Regions from separate parts of the Homo sapiens genome. Here region 2 is linked to region 1. A link is an interaction called in ENCODE POLR2A ChIA-PET data of the cell type or tissue named here. Cell type or tissue: A673. All regions are shown on one strand.

Evidence for each region. ChIA-PET counts read pairs that join two places held together with the same protein. Peaks named below come from ENCODE experiments on the same cell type or tissue, not always from the same donor. Only the 100,000 strongest peaks of a DNase experiment are listed, where the experiment ranks them.
Region 2: POLR2A ChIA-PET joins it to region 1 with 10 read pairs; 3 of 35 experiments call an interaction of 5 or more read pairs at or near these places.

What each region holds. Positions count from the first base shown.
Region 1 is chr10:35,592,531-35,600,530 of GRCh38, reverse strand. No RefSeq gene overlaps it. Among named protein-coding and RNA genes, the nearest start is that of GJD4, 8.8 kb to the left of the region's middle. RefSeq lists an enhancer at 5,614-6,256. In A673, CTCF peaks have their summits at 126 (motif pointing left) and 1,969 (motif pointing right); DNase peaks (open chromatin) are centred at 140, 4,860 and 5,200; H3K27ac peaks cover 2,540 bases.
Region 2 is chr10:35,394,520-35,402,519 of GRCh38, reverse strand. The region is part of intron 1 of CCNY (cyclin Y); the gene reads right to left. Among named protein-coding and RNA genes, the nearest start is that of CCNY, 62 kb to the right of the region's middle. In A673, no CTCF peak of the experiment used is centred here; no DNase peak of the experiment used is centred here; H3K4me3 peaks cover 85 bases; H3K27ac peaks cover 759 bases.

The DNA.
Region 1 (8,000 bases):
TGTTTTCTTCAGCTGAGCCTTTTCCTGCTCTTAAAGTCCCCAAACAGTCGTTCTTGGACTGCATTTTCAATTCCAGTTCAACTCAACTGCACAGCTCCCCAATGTCTTCTCTACCAAGACAGCATTCACAGTGCCCCCTGGAGTTTGTTTTTGAGGCAGTTGGGCTGGTTCTTCTATGCAGAGAGGCATAGCTTCTCTCCCAAGGGAGGAAAAGAACTTCCAAGCACTGTTCCCACCTCCGACAGTCCTAAGATCTTCCAAGATACACTGAATGGACACAGATTCATTCTCTCAATCATACCAAAATGATGCCTCCTCCCCAAGCCACAGGAGGGCATGCTGGCCAAAGAAGACCCCAGAGGAAAGTGCTGAACTAAACAGCTGCCTATTAGATGCAAGCAGGTCAGATGAGGCTGCAGGTTAATAGATATCTCACTTGTGAGATGTGCATCAATGCGCTTAAATCACATTCCCCAAGGCAGCAAAGACGGGCCCCAGTGTGGAATGCATAGACCCCCAAAATTCCACTTTCCACAGACTCGCGGACCCAGGCATCTTTGGAAATGGAAGTCACCTTAAAATATACTTAGTCACCTTCCCAACTTTCAGGTGAAATTAAGATGTGGCCAAGACCATCCAGCCTCAGTACAGAGCTTAAATGATATTTGCTATCCCTGACTTTTGATCTGTAACACATCAAAAACACACACAAAAAATTCAACTGTCCTGACTGTTAAGAAATACAATTATCTGGATAGCCCAATGTTAGCCCTTCAAGTGTTTGAAATTGTATTATTTTAACTTTTCTATGGAATTTTTTCTAAGGCACCCTTCAGAAACAGCAGAGGCCGGGTGCAGTGACTCACTCCTTCAATCCCAGCACTTTTGGAAGCCAAGGCAGGTGGATTTCTTGAGCCCAGGAGTTCTAGACCAGCCTGGCCAACATGGAGAAATTTCATCTCTACTAAAAATAGTAAAATTAGCCAGGCGTGGTGGTGTGTGCCTGTAGTCCCAGCTACTTGGGAGGCTGAGGTAGGAGGATCACTTGAGCCTGGGAGGCGGAGGTTGCAGTGAGCTGAGATCACACCAGGCCACTGCAGTCCAGCCTGGGCCACAGAGCAAGACCCCGTCTCAAAAAAAAAAAAAAGAAAAGAAAAGAAAAGGAAAAGAAATTGAGCAGAAAAATCAGGGGAATTGAGTTTTCTTTTGTGAAGAAAGCAAAGGACTCCACCATTGCTCACAGGTCCTGAGCAATATGTCAGGACACCCTTCATGTGATATCAGCTGCAATCAAATCCAACACATGTTCTCACCATCCAGGCAGGAAGGAATCATCCTCTTCTTTGTCATTGTTTCTAACAATGCCCTTTGACTTACTGATGCCTTTCAAAACATTACCAATAGTATCATGAACACAGTTAGTACCATAAATGTTCCCTGAGCACCTGCTGTGTCTTCAGCACTGTTCTTGGCACTAGGGAAATGGCAGAGAATGAAGTATAAAAATTCCTGCCCTCACTGAACTTACATCCTAGTGGGAAGAATTGACAAAGAACAAGATAAATGTCTTCAGCAAAATTGACTGTTAGTAATAAGTTCTAAGGAGGGTAGTGGATGCCAAGGTTTAATGGGGTAGCCAGTGTCCTAAGAAGAATACATTTGAGTAAAGACAGAAGCCGGTGAAGGGGCAGCCACGTGGACGTTATGACCACGAGCCCTCCCTGATGAATTCCTGCTCTCTTTTCTAATTCACTTGGACCAGTGGCTGCATGGCACATTTTGAAAATTACTAAAATGCCCTAAAATTCTGTATAGTGTATGCACATGGACCAAGTTACCTCCTGCAGCCTGTCTGTAACTCGTGTCACCTGTCCCTCGCAGGCTAAAGTGACACTACCCAGCAGGGACCTGGTGGAAGCATTCCCAGGCGTCGTTTTCTCTCCAACACACAGGTGTCCAGCAGGGGTCTCTGCACTGGCCACAAACACACTGTTCCTTTCACGGATGGGAATATTCATTTTTAGAGTCAAATCAATGAAAAAAGTACTCATCAAGCAGTCACTGGTAGTCAAAGAAGTAATTAGGAGAAAACAGCACAAAGTTCAAGGGTAGAGGACGTGGGTTCAGTTCTGGTTCCAATTGCTGACCAGTGTTTGACCTTCAGCAAATATTAGGTTGACACAGAAGTAATTATGGTTTTTGCCATTAATCATGACGTTGCCCAGGCTGGTCTTGAACTCGTGGCCTCAAATGATCCTCCTGCTTCAGTCTCCCAAAGCACTGAGATTCCAGGTGTGAGCCACCTCGCCCGGCCACAGGTTCTCTCTCTAGGTGAGTGGCACCAAGATCCATCTCACCCAAGCAGAAAACTAGTACTCAGTGTCCGTGAGGTATGTTTTAAAATTTCACTGCTTAAAGCTCTTCAGTGGCTCCTCACTGATGGTGCCAAACAGAGCTTGCCTGGCCCTGCGAGCCCTGGACTCCGCTTGCCTCTCGGGCCTCACCCTTTACTCCCCCCGACCCTGCAATGGCACTGACCTTGCACGGCCTCTGATCTCTGCTGCCTCTGAGACTTGCCACAGCCGTTTCCTCTCTGTGACTGGCTCCCAGGGATTTCTATCTCCTTTGCCCAAGACTGGGTTGGGTGTCCTCCTCTTGCGGTGCTCATTATGACAAGAAGCACATGCATTGTCAGAGCAATGCCTGCCCTGCCCAGCCTCTCTGCCCTGCCACCCCCAGCCCAAGACCATGTGAGGCTCTAGTCCTCCCTGGCCAAGATGTGCCTTTGCACTCACTGCCCCTCAGCTGGAAGTCAGCTCCACTTCATCAACAGTAGAGAGAATACGCTGGGAAGAGGTCCGGCCAGTCTCAGTCCCCCACGGATCCTGAATCTTTTTCACTCAGTTGTGAAACAGGGATAATCAAAGCTCCTACTTCTCAGGGTTGTAAGAGAATGAAACGAACTAACAAGTGTAAACTGCCCAGCACAGCAGAAACATCCGATAAATAGTAGGAAGAATTCGGTTTGCTTCGTATGTTTCTTTTTTTTTTTTTTTTTCTGAGACGGAGTCTCACTCTGTCACCAGGCTGGAGTGCAGTGGCATGATCTCGGCTCACTGCAACCTCCGCGTCCCAGGTTCAAGCAATTCTCCTGCCTCAGCCTCCCGAGTAGCTGGGACTACAGGCACACGCCACCACGCCCAGCTAATTTTTTTATTTTTAGTAGAGATGAGGTTTCACCATGTTGGCCAGGATGGTCTCAATCTCTTGACCTCATGATCTGCCCGCCTCGGCCTCCCAAAGTGCTGGGATTACAGGTGTGAGCCACCACGCCTGGCCTTCTTCTTGTCGTTCATACTTCTTTCACATGGTCCATTTTTTGTGTGTGTACAGGGCTGGCCTTTTTTGGCATGGCCAACCAACTGGAGTGGTTCTTTCTCTTTGCTCAGTGAATGAAGCAGTCACAACACACCAGAGGCTATTTCTCATGTCTCGAACCCTTCCTGATTCAACGTTCCCTGGCATGGGATGTTCACTGTCAACCATTCGGTCCTGACCTCTCTGTGTCCACAGCCCTTTCCAAAGCCTAGGGCTCCCGATGGCCAGACATTTGTCCAAATCTTAATTATCTGCAAAAGTGTGTTGCACTATTTCTCTGATGGAACAGATTCCATGACCCGCTGAGGCCTTCCAAGAGCACAGCTCCCCAGCAATCAGTGGCAGCACCCCTGAATGGAGGGTGCTTGTCCCACGAGCGCTAACACCCACAGGCAATGCACTGCCAGCCGGAGTTCTTCTGTGCTTTGCAACCAGCATTTCACAAATGGCAGCACTGTATGTTTGCAGGGAGGTCCTCTCTGCTTGGAAGCAGTGCAGGCTTTGCTTTTTCAAAATTTTAAGTTATCGTGTTTTATTCTCTTTGTTGTATATACCATTGAAGAAGTTAGTCTTTTTAAATTGACACATGATAATTGTACATAGTTATGAGTACAGTGTGATGTTCCAATACACGTATAGACTGTGTAATGATCAAATTGGGATAATTAGCATATCCAGCATCTCAAATACTTACCATTTCTTTGTGATGGGAACATTCAAAATCCTCTCCTCTAGCTATTTTGAAATATAGAACACATTATTGTTAACTATGTCACCCCACTATGTGACAGCACATGAGGACTTATTAAGAAAGCTTTCTTCTTACATTCTTTTTTTCTAAGTAGTAAAAGTAGATGGAGGAGGCCAGGCCCGATGGCTCACACCTGTAATCCCAGCACTTTGGGAGGCCGAGGCAGGCAGATCACCTGAGGTCAGGAGTTCGAGACCAGCCTGGCCAACATGGTGAAACCCCATCTCTATGAAAAATATGAAAATTAGCTGGGCACGGTGGTGCCCACCTGTAATCCCAGCTACTTGGGAGGCTGAGGCAGGAAAATCGTCTGAACCTGGGAGGCGGAGGTTGCAGTGAGCCAAGATCATGCCACTGCGCTCCAGCCTGGGTGACAGAGTGAGACTCTTTCTCAAAAAAAAAAAAAAAAAGTAAATGATTGTTTTCCTTCCCTTCTGGATAACAGGCAGGCAGCTTACGGACCCTGGGTAGGGCCTCCTGCCTCAACACACCTATGCCTCTTGTCTAACATCAAATATTAAATACTTGAGGTCTTCTGGCTTTTAAGGGTGATAAAAATTAAAATCTCTGGGAGAGGCAACTCACTACGTCTTATCAGTCATCTTTACTATGGTGTGAGTTAGAAACACTGCTCCTGGAAGCAGGCCTTTCTGTGAAGGTAAGGGCCTGGGGTGGAGAAGGGGGCCAATGGGATGTCACGGATATTTTCCCATGCTGCAGAGCTCCAGCATCACACAGAGCAAGGCCAAATTCAGGATTAGTGAGTCCTCATATCGACCTCCTGTTCATTTTTACGTTTTAGACAATAACTGAAAGAAGGAAGGAAAGGGAAAGAAAGAGAGAGAGAGGAAGGAAGGGAGGGAGGGAGGAAGGAAGGAAGGAGGGAAGGAAGGAAGGAAGGAAGGAAGGAAGGAAGGAAGGAAGGGAAGGAAGGAAGGAAGGGAAGGAAGGAAGGGCGGGAGGGAGGGAAGGAAGGAAGGGTTGGGGGAAGGGAGGGAGGGAAGGAAGGAAGGAAAGAAGGAAGGAAGCAGGGAGGGAGGGAGAAAAGAGGAGAGGAAGGAAGAGAAGAGAGGAAGGGAGGGGAGGGAACAGAGATACAGGCAGCTGTGATCATGGTGACTTCAGCATCAGATGATTAGTCTTGTTAAGAGAGAGGAACTAGTCCACGTTTTCCCTCTGTGTGTTCTCTTTGTTCTCTGCCGTGAAATATTAGAAGAGGGAATGAAGGAATTCAATCCATTTTAAAACTCACAACTGTTAGATGCCAACCCTCCAAACATTCACAGCCACTTTGATTCAGGACGAGGTTTGTTCCAAATGCGGATATATTCAGAAGGGCCAGACAGTAGTGTCTTGAAGCACAGGCGACAGCTAATTTATCTCTGAGCTAATGTCCCACCCTGTGGGACAATTTGTTTTGTTTGGTTTGGTTTGGTTTTTTAGAGACAGGGTCTTCCTCTGCCGCCTATCATCACTCAGGCTGGAGTGCAGTAGCCCAATCACAGCTCACTGCAGCCTCAAGCTCCTGAGCTGAAGCAATCTGCCTGCCTTAGCCTGAGTAGCTGGGACCACAGGCACACACATCACCATGCCTTGCTAATTTACTTATTTATTTTTGTAGAATAGGGGTCTCACTATGTTACCCAGGCTGGTCATGAACTCCTGGCCTCAAGCAATCCTCGTTTGGCCTCCCAGAGTGCTGGGATTACAGGTGTGAGCCACTGCGCCCAGCTGCACCAGCAATTTGAAAGACAGGTGATCTCGGGAGGTCTTTTTAATTCAAATTTTCTCTTAAGGAACACAAATGAAAGGAAGGTAGGGTACATTCCATTTTGTTTGCTGCAATGCAGTGGCTATGGCCTGGATCTCCACGGAAACCAGCAATGCAATTACCAAGCTCTATTTCCAGATGAAAGCAAAGACAAACAACAAAGTAGGAAAATTAAGTATGAGAAAAACGGACAACAGCTTCAAATCGACTGGGTGAAGGGACAGAGTTGGATCTGGTGGCACCACTGTCGTAAGGATCACTTTTATACCCATGAGTGTGATCTGGGTCCCCCGTGAGCCACCAACCCTGGTGGGTGCACATGCACTTCACTTCTGTGTTCGATGGTCAAGGCCACCCAGCCGGTGAGGGGAAAAACTGGGCCTGACATGGACGCTCCCCACCCCATATGCCACAGAAGTGTGACGGCCTCAGCCTAAAGAGGACCCATTCTGTGAGGCAGCTACAGGAGAAAATGGAAGGAGCCTTTTGCTTTTGCTTTTCTGTTGTTCTGTTTTTCACTTCCCTAAAGGAAGGAATGAGAGTTTATTATTGAGTGTTTCTGAAAAGGAATGAGAGTGGCCTTCAACAATAACACACTGAGCATCTGCAGTGTGCCGGACAATGTGTCGGGACTGCGAACAGGTAAGACGCAGGCTTTCCCCTGTAGGAGAGGGAGGCAGTTGAGTGTACTTCCAACAGCAAGAACAGTGACCAGCTTCCCATGTCCCCAGAGGCAGAAGACATGGCCGCATAACAATAGTGAATAGTAAGGTCTATAATAGAGTATGAAGAGAGCAAGAAGGAGACAACTAGGGCTGTTTTCCTTCTTGAAGTATTAGCGCTTAGCCTTACAAAGGTTGAGGGAGCTGCATAGTCATCCCTGCTAGTCCAAGTGTCTACATGCCCCCCACGCTAGGGTCTGCCGGAACCCACGGAATTGGAAATCTAGTGGAAACTCATGTTAACGTTACAGAAGACCTCCTTTGGGGTTCCAGTTAGGCTTGTCCCACAGTGGCCACCCCGTTTTTCTACCCATTCTCCAAGCAAGTGGTGAGCTATGAGTGCACTCACACGATGAAGAATGGTATTTGCATTACACACACACGCCTGTGGGTGAGGTAAGTTAGAGAGAAGAAAATAAGTCTCTGTGAGATTTCACAACTGCCTAACACCACGCAGGCTGTAGATGACAAGGCTGGGATTCTATCCCAATTGATTTGACTCCGAAGTCCATATTCTTCCCACTTGACACAAAGAAGCCACTGGGAGACCCAGGGAGAGCGTCATGGAGAAGCTCTCATTGTCAGGCAAGACTATAAGAGACAATCTTTGAGAAGTTGCTTCTCCTTTCTGGAACAAGCTAAGATCTACAGCAGGCATGCTGGCAAGCAACTTCAATCTTTCTTGGAAAGAGCTGGCATAAGAAAACTCAACGGATGATTAAAAGGCAACACAGAGCCCTTCTTGTTAGCTCAGTTTGGGTTTATGAAAAGACTCTGTTAGGGTAATCCATTCTAATCCCAACACTACCTCCAGGCAATTTCCTTGGGAAATGGGACTGAATTTTAAAAGATTAAATGTGTGTATATAAAGCATATATATAAATGATTTTCCCAAGGGGTGGCTCCTCTCTCATCCTAAGTGAGGCCTTGCTGGCTTAACTATAACGAGTGCGAATCACCCTGAACACTAATCCTTTTCCTTTTTCAAGACGTATTCTTCATAATGTGAGCGCACTCATAGCTCACTACTTGCCTGAAGAATGGTAGAAAGTGGGGTGGCAGCTGCAGTATAAGCCTAACTGGAACCCCAAAGGAGATCGCTAGTCCCATGTCTTCTGTAATGTTAACAATGAATCTCCACTAGATTTCCAATTCTGTGGGTTCCGGTGGACCCTAGGAGGGGCTTATGTAGACACTTGAACATAGCAGGGATGACTAAGCAGCTACCTCAAACTTTGTAAGGCTAAGCACTAATACTTCAAGATGGAAAACAGCCAACAAGAGCTTAATGATTTATTGGATTCAAAAATGGAGAGGCAAACATTTAAGGAAAATACAACATGACACATGTCTTTTAATCTTTTAATCTCTGTGCGTG
Region 2 (8,000 bases), 200 kb after region 1:
TCTATATTTTTAAATGAAGACTGTTGTTTTTACCTAAATCAATCTGGCCTGGTATATGACAACATAGAAAAACTCAAGGATAGAGCCCAAAAACTCGCCAACCAAGCAAACAATAACACTGAACCCCTTTGGACACTTTCTAATTGGACATCCTGGGTACTCCCAATTCTTAGTCCTTTAATACCTAGTTTTCTCCTTCTTTTATTCGGACCTTGTGTCTTCCGTTTAGTTTTTCAATTCATAAAAAACTGCATCCAGGCCATCACCAATCATTCTATACAACAAATGTTCCTTCTAACAACCCCACAATATCACCCCTTACCCCAAAATCTTTCTTCAGTTTAATCTCTCCCACTCTAGGTTCCCATGCTGTCCCTAATCCCACTTGAAGCAGCCCTGAGAAACATCGCCCATTATCTCTCCATACCACCCCCAAAAATTTTTGCCACCCCAACGCTTTACCACTATTTTATTTTTCTTATTAATATAAGAAGACAGGAACGTCAGGCCTCTAAGCCCAAGCTAAGCCATCATATTCCCAGTGACCTGCACATATACATCCAGATGGCCTGAAGCAACTGAAGATCCACAAAAGAAGTGAAAATAGCCTTAACTGATGATATTCTACCACTGTGATTTGTTTCTGCCCTACTGATCAATGTACTTTGTAATCTCCCCAACCCTTAAGAAGGTTCTTGGTAATTCTCCCCGCCCTTGAGAATGTACTCTGTGAGATCCACCCCCTGCCCCCAAAACATTGCTCTTAACTCCATCGTCTATCCCAAAACCTATAAGAACTAATGATAATCCCACCACACTTTGCTGACTCAGCCCGCCTGCACCCAGGTGAAACAAACAGCCTTGTTGCTCACACAAAGCCTGTTTGGTGGTCTCTTCACACGCACACATGAGACAATTACTACTGCTAATTTTGAGCAAAAAAAAAAAAAATTCAGAGGGAGAAAGGAAGATGCCTTTGCTTGTACCTCCTAAGAAAAAAAAAAAAGAAAAGAAAATTTCTTTGGGAAATTTAGAATTGATCTCTCTCCTGGCAAAATAAATTTTTGTTATAGCTGTTTAAGAAGGAAACTGGCAGATAATCAGAACTGGACGGCAAAGTGTTTTGTGATCCTCCTGCAGATTCCAGGGTTTCAGTATCACCTCCAGCCATGCTGATTTAACCAGACAGACAGACAGCACTATCACAAAAGAGCACACCTGCAGCTTCCTTTCCTGGTAAGCAAATGGTCCTCTACGCAGTCCTCTGCACTCATCTCTGCCTCTCAGCTCCCTATTCTATTCTTATTAAACCTGAGAAGGAACTATCACAAGGGCAGGTAGAGTCCAACAATTCTAAGCACACAGAGCTCAGTATAAAATTCTACAAAAAATAGGAACTGCTGATGCTCGACAGAGCTGAAACTCAGCTGCCACCTGGGCCGGGGCCGGCCAGTTGCTGGGCCTCCACCCTAGGTGCTGCTGCACACCCTTCAGAGCACAGTTACTTCAGTAAAGTATTCCACAAAGTGTACATTTGAGAAAGTCTCTTCTCTTCTCTACCACCTTCTATTTCTCTCTCAAAAAAAAAGTGCGCATTAAGATAATAGTTCAATGCCATGGTGTGCCTACTATTAAAAAACACACAGTAGTCTGGGAAGTCATGCTAGAGTTTCCACAGCAACTGCACCATGGCTCAACTTGTAACAGCAACCATTCCATTCCAAAATGCTTTAAGAGACTCTAGAAAAGAGAGAGAGAAGTCAAGTTACAATCCCGGGGGAGGAGAAAACACGCCCTTGCTTTCATGTACTTGAATTCTCCCCATCAAAAATACTGTTTAAGTACATATTGCACCATTAATAAATATTCCTGCCCCTAATTATCTAACGAACAGTAGATAACTCTGGAAACAGCTACTGATAATTCTTTTAGTTGGGAGGTTAGAGAAGAGGTTGGTCGGAAAAAATTACTAATATTTTAAAACAGAAATATGCTTTCTCAACAAAGCATATTCTTAACTAAGCATAAAAGGTTACTTCGGGTAATCCAATCAAGTCAGCAATTACAAGGCTCCATTCCACGACGTGAAGCATCTTCTCTCCCTCTTTGAACCAGCTAATTCAAAGAGACCAACCTAAATGCCCCAGGAATTCATTCCCAAGGTGAGGGGAGGGGGAAAACAGGGAGGGATCTGTGCAGCTTCCTCTCCAAGAGGGGAAACAACCCCACCCCACCACCCCCGCCGCCCCCTGCACTGTGCTAGGGAGATTCTAAACAGAATGCCTTTCATCAAACCACTAGAAGCCGTTTTTAGTATTTTACAAAATCCAAAAGAATTCTTCTATAAAACTGCCTACATCAAATAGATGGTGCTGGAAGAAAATCCAAATATACAGAACAGCTATCCACAGGGCTAAAATCAGGCAAGGGAGATCTGCGATGGGAAGCAGGCAGGTGTCAGAAGGGACCCATTGCATGTCCCTTCTCTGAGACTCCAGCTCCACATATTTTCTGAGTCCCCATGTAAACTGGAGAACATACCTAGCCTTCCATGTCAACAGAACTTTATCTCTACTAGCCATGTATCTTATTCCAAAAACAAAAACACCAGTTTGGAGGTCAATCCTGTGTTCAGCCAGAACATCTCCAATCTACAGGAAGAAGTCTTCTCAGGGTTTGCTACATAACAGTCAGAATTTTCTCCCCCGCATGGCACTGAAGGGAGCATATTACTGGGATCTGCTAAGGGGGAGTCCAGTTATGTATCTCCCTATCAGTACTCCGCACATAAAAGATCTACTGCAGAAGAGAGATAACCCCTTATCTTTTATGTTTATTTTTGTAGAGACAGACTCTCGTTATGTTGCCCAGGCTGGTCTTGAACTCCTGGCATGAAGCAAACCCCCTACCTTGGCCTCCCAAGTGTTGGGATTAACAGCGTGAAACACCACACCCATCCTGCTCCTTTTCAATTGAGGAAGCAGAATAGCCTGTGCCTCCCTTCACACCTTGAATTAAACAGCGTTGTGTCCTGTGTCGGCCACCTGGCAGGCAGGCTGGTCTGTAAGTCATGTCACCTTCTCACCACTTCACACACTAGTACCCAAATTCTGTGGTGGAGTAAAAAGACTTCCAGAAAAGTGGAGTAGACACCCAAGACACCAGTCCCCGAGAAGTAACCTCAAACATGGATAAGCATCCTGGGCAGTCAAGCCAAGAGTTAGCAGCCAGACATGCAGTCCACAGCCTCCACGGCCCAGCAGGGAGCTACGACCTCACCATGCTCAACAGGAACATCCAAAATGCCACCCTCACTTTCAAAGTGCCCTTAGTTGTCTTACCGTCAAGCACACATGGTTAAAAAGCAGGAACTTTATAAAATGTGGGAAGAAACCATGTGAGAAACCCAATCAGCTCATGCTTTCAAGTCAGTTGGGTTCTCAAAGTTCATTTGTACATTTGCTTGGAACTTAAAATGCATTTCTGCAGCGAGTCTGCTACAAGCCTACGCTATAAGGGACTGACATACCAAGCTGAAAGGCCAGGAAAGCAAGCACGGCGTATGTCTGATTCTTCACAGGGGCAGCTCTGTCAGGCAAGGCAGGCCTTATCCCTTCCCAGGCTCCACCAGTTCTCAGGCTAAACCCCTTCTCAGAATAGCCTGGGAATATCTTACCCTCACAAATGTGGTCTGGTTAAACTAAATAAAAATTGAGCATATTTTCAGTGATTTTAAAGGAAGAAACTTGTAAGGGTATTTTATCTGCAAATTTACTTAACTGGTCACTTTACGGTTTTTTGTTTTGTTTTGTTTTTAGACAAAAACTAGTGAGCATTTTGTAAAATGCAGGGAGAGCCCCACCAAGAGCAGTTAGCAAAACTTACAGCCTTAGGAGTTTGAATTACACAATGACATCTCGAGAACCATATGGTAAACGATTTCTACCACCGGGAACTTGGCAATGCCCTAATCACACACAGCTGTTGGTCCCAGCAGTCAAAACATAGGAACTGGACCAGCCAGACACATAAATGACCCCAAGTAGTGACCAAATCATGGGGCTCCACAGTCGTAACAAAAGGACCTGAGAGGATTAGCACAGGCTGCATTTCCGAATCTCCGCCATGCAAAAGGACACGTGTTGGTCACTTCCAAGGAACACAACCTGTATCTATATCATGTCCACCAAGGACCTTGCTGGCTTTTAAGCCACTTCCATGTCTCTGGCAAAATGCATCAGTCCTCTGAGAGGATCACAATCACATCTGTCCCCATACTCACTGCAGAGAATGGAGGGCCAGCTCTGCCCACAGTCGGGGCCCTAGGCTCCAGGGGGTGGCTCTCATGCAGCAGACGGGACCCCCACTGGCTTCCTGGTCATGCTCCTTGATCATATGGCTTTGCTCTCAGCCTCCACGGGCCCCAGGAAGCCCAGCTACTACCCTCCCTGCTGCCTCCATCCATGCCCACTCCACATGGATGAGGGTGTTTCTCCTCCAGCACTGCTCAGAGAACAGAGTCTGGTCTCACTGTGCCTCCCCTTCCCTCGGCCCTGGAAGCAAGCACATCACCAGAGGGGGAAGTCCTGCCTATATTGCACCAGCACTCCTCTGGGAATCCTCACTCAAGGTTAGCAACTGGCAATTTAAGGTCCTCTCTTTAATCCACCTAAGGATCAAAATGAGAAACTGGAAGGACAGCAGAGGGAAAGGACACACATGCATCCAGGCAGGAGAGATGCAGCAGCCCACACACAGCTGGGGCCATTTCTGATAGAGCTCCATAATTCTGGAATCTCCTGGGATGGTTCAGACATAACTCAAGCACTGCCAGCACTGCTGCTCCTAGCCCAAGTTCTCAGTCTTTGGTCCCAGGGACAGGGTTCATTTGGTACCCTGCATACAAGGCTGACCTGACCTTAGAAGAAGTGTTATTCTCTCCCACCGCCAATGTTGTGTCTCTCCCCTACCTCCTAGAATTCCTCCTCCCCAATCCAGGGCCAAAGAGGGAAATGGTATCCCCATCAGAGACTAATTCTGCCCTCCAAAGTAACTGAGTACCTCTAAGGTAGGGTCTGCGACAAGCTACCTCCCAGAGATAAGGGGGGAAGGAAGCAAGAGCTAGCTCCTTAGGATCCCAAAGGTACAATATTTGCTGCTGAATAATTATAAAGGTTAGGGAACTTAGTGGAAGGATTACAGGTACTGTGCTAAATATAATGACATGGGGTAAGTAGGTTTGAAGGGAGGAACCACTAGAGACACCACTGCTGCCTGCACAAGGCCGGCTACCAGAACAACTTCAACACTTTTGTTTTGTTTCCACTTTTCTTCTGAATACAAAGGTTTCCTACTAGCTCCAAGTTTGTTGTATGCGTGTGTTTTGCACAAAAGTCCACAGAGCAGTGGCAGAGGGACCCCAGCCCTAGGAAGAACAGGGCTATGTGGTAAAGTGTGGGGTCCAAGGGGCACCTGGAGCTGCCACGTGAGCAGTGCTAAGAACCTGCTCCCTCTGAGCCAGCCCCCAGAACTGTAACAGGCAGAAAAATTGATCTCTCTCCAGTACTTTGAATTTTCCTTACCCAACAGGAGATGGGATTATAACCCTTTGTAATTGGAATCCTAGAAAACCCAGAGCTTAGAGGAATCCTGCAAGCCAGACAAGGCTGCCTGAACAGTCTGCGCCTCCAGATCCTGCCTTGGGAGCCTCACGGGGAGAGCACGAAGAGGACTGCAGGGGCACTGGGACACAGCACCCAGCAACTCAAGCACCTCCAGCGACTGCTCCCACGCTGCAGGGTAGGAGTGCCTGGCCCAGCAGGAATCCTCTTTTCTCATGGGAAGCGTCCCTGAGGCCTAGGTGAAACTGTCTGGACCTCCTCACCAGCCCTTGGGGCAAGGCTGGAGCGCTCTCTCCCCACCATGGCCTTGCCAGATGCCGAGAACACGCAACAGAGAAATGGTTCATTTCAGAGTCAGTGAGAACATCGGGGCACCCTGGCCCATTAACAGTACCAGAGAGGCAGCATAACATTCAATTACGGAGGGCCAAGAAGGAGGGCTCATTCTCCAACCTGCAGATACTCAGGCTGGCTGCCCCCCACCCCACCTTCTTGCGGCACCTGCCTCTTACAACTCAGCTGTAGGGTGGGGAGCAGAGCACAGATGGGGAGGTGAAACTCCAGTCGGCCTGTCTGGTGAGTGCTTTGGGAAGGTGTGAGAATGAAATGACCTGTTGAGAGAAAGCTTTTAAAATAATTATAGCTTTCCATACTCCAGGCTCTCTCAACTAGTTTCTACACTGTGATCCCCCGATCCTACCACCATGAGTATAAAGAACTGAACCCAATTTTCACAAACAATCTTCATTGCTTCACACACTACATATCAAGCACCTGCTATGTGCAAAACGCCATGCTGGGGACGAGAGGATGAAAGAGCCAGTCAGTATCCCAGCCCTCTGGAGCCCACCATTCACAGAGGCAAAAAGAGGGAGCCACCACAGCATAACACAGTAACATGCACACTGAGACAGACCCAAAGCCTCTCTCGGGGGCCCTATGCACCCCACAACACCCGCACACTGGGCCAGCTGGGGATGCTGTAAAACCTCCGCAAAGGGTGAGTGCTGCCCCCATCCCCAGGAGCCACTGGAGAGGCCCAGCCCTAAACCCAGCCTCAGAGATGCACCCAGGACAGCTGAAGGTGAGGGTTTGTCCTTTCAACTGAAAAAAGACAGTGCACAGGACCTAAAAGTAACACACAACCAGGCGCTGACAGCGTCTCTCTCTTACCAAACTTTAGTCGGACTGCTCTGAAGGCTCTTCCAAAATGGACCTCCACCTTTGGCCCTCCATATCTTTCTTTGCGTCTCCTGACTTTGGCAAAAGCCCTGCTAAGTCAGTTTAGCTGAATTGCCCCCCTCCTCAACATCTGATCACCCTCAATATCTGATGTGTTCCTCGTCCTCTACTGTCCCCCACAACCCCCCAGGTGACATCTGATTCTCCTGACTTATCCTCAGCAAGAATCCTCGTTGGGTCAGTTGAGCTAGAATCCCCCTAACCCCTGAGGTTACCTCTAGTAATTTCCATACAATGACCTTCGCACTGCTCCTTGGTTCTGAATTCCCAGTGGCCCATGCTGCACTTGCCATTGAGCCTGGTTTTATACTGGAATCTCTCCTCCCCTACTGCAATAGTTTTCCTGAGTAAAACTGTTTTCACCACCTTAACTACTACCCAGCTCTGGCTTTTTTCTCTAACAATGGAACAACACATAGCTTTTCCTGAGGAAGCCAGTACTATTACCCATCACTTTCTGGTAAAAACTTCTTAACTGTTAGTACCCCAGGTAGTGAGACCGCAGGGAGAAGACTGAGGGAGTCACCTGTCTGAGTCATCTTTAAGGGAGCACACTACATAGGAAAGTGAGGATAAACTAGAACTATTACTTTATTAAAGCAAACAAGGCTGCTTCATAATACTTCTAGCTTTCTTCTTCAACTCCAAATTTTTAATTCCTATTGTGGGGCGGGGGAGGGTGGGAAGAATATGTGGCGAATGGATGTGAAGTTTCCAAAGAGAAGCCCTCAGTGAGTTTTACAATACTCCCATTTAATTTTCCAAGGCACAGACTCACAGTATTCAGAAGGAGAGGGCCCGTGATGAAACACTTTCTCCTGCTTTCAGCCACTGGGGTCACCTAAACAGGAGAATATGGTGTGGTCACCAAGGCCCTTCAAAACAGAGGTTAAGTAAGGAATGAAAAACATGCCCTAAAAACAAAACAAACAAAAATCTTGAACTAAAAGGCACAAGATGTCAGAGATACTTTAAATATTAACAAGTGTCTATGCGACAGCATACCAAAAGACCAGCCTGGCTGAGAACCAACTCAGCGTGAAAGCCATGAAGTGCCACCCTGCACCTCTGACCGGTCCAAACAATGCCTTGAAGCCGGCCGTGTGACCCATACACTTCAACTTCAGATAGGATCTT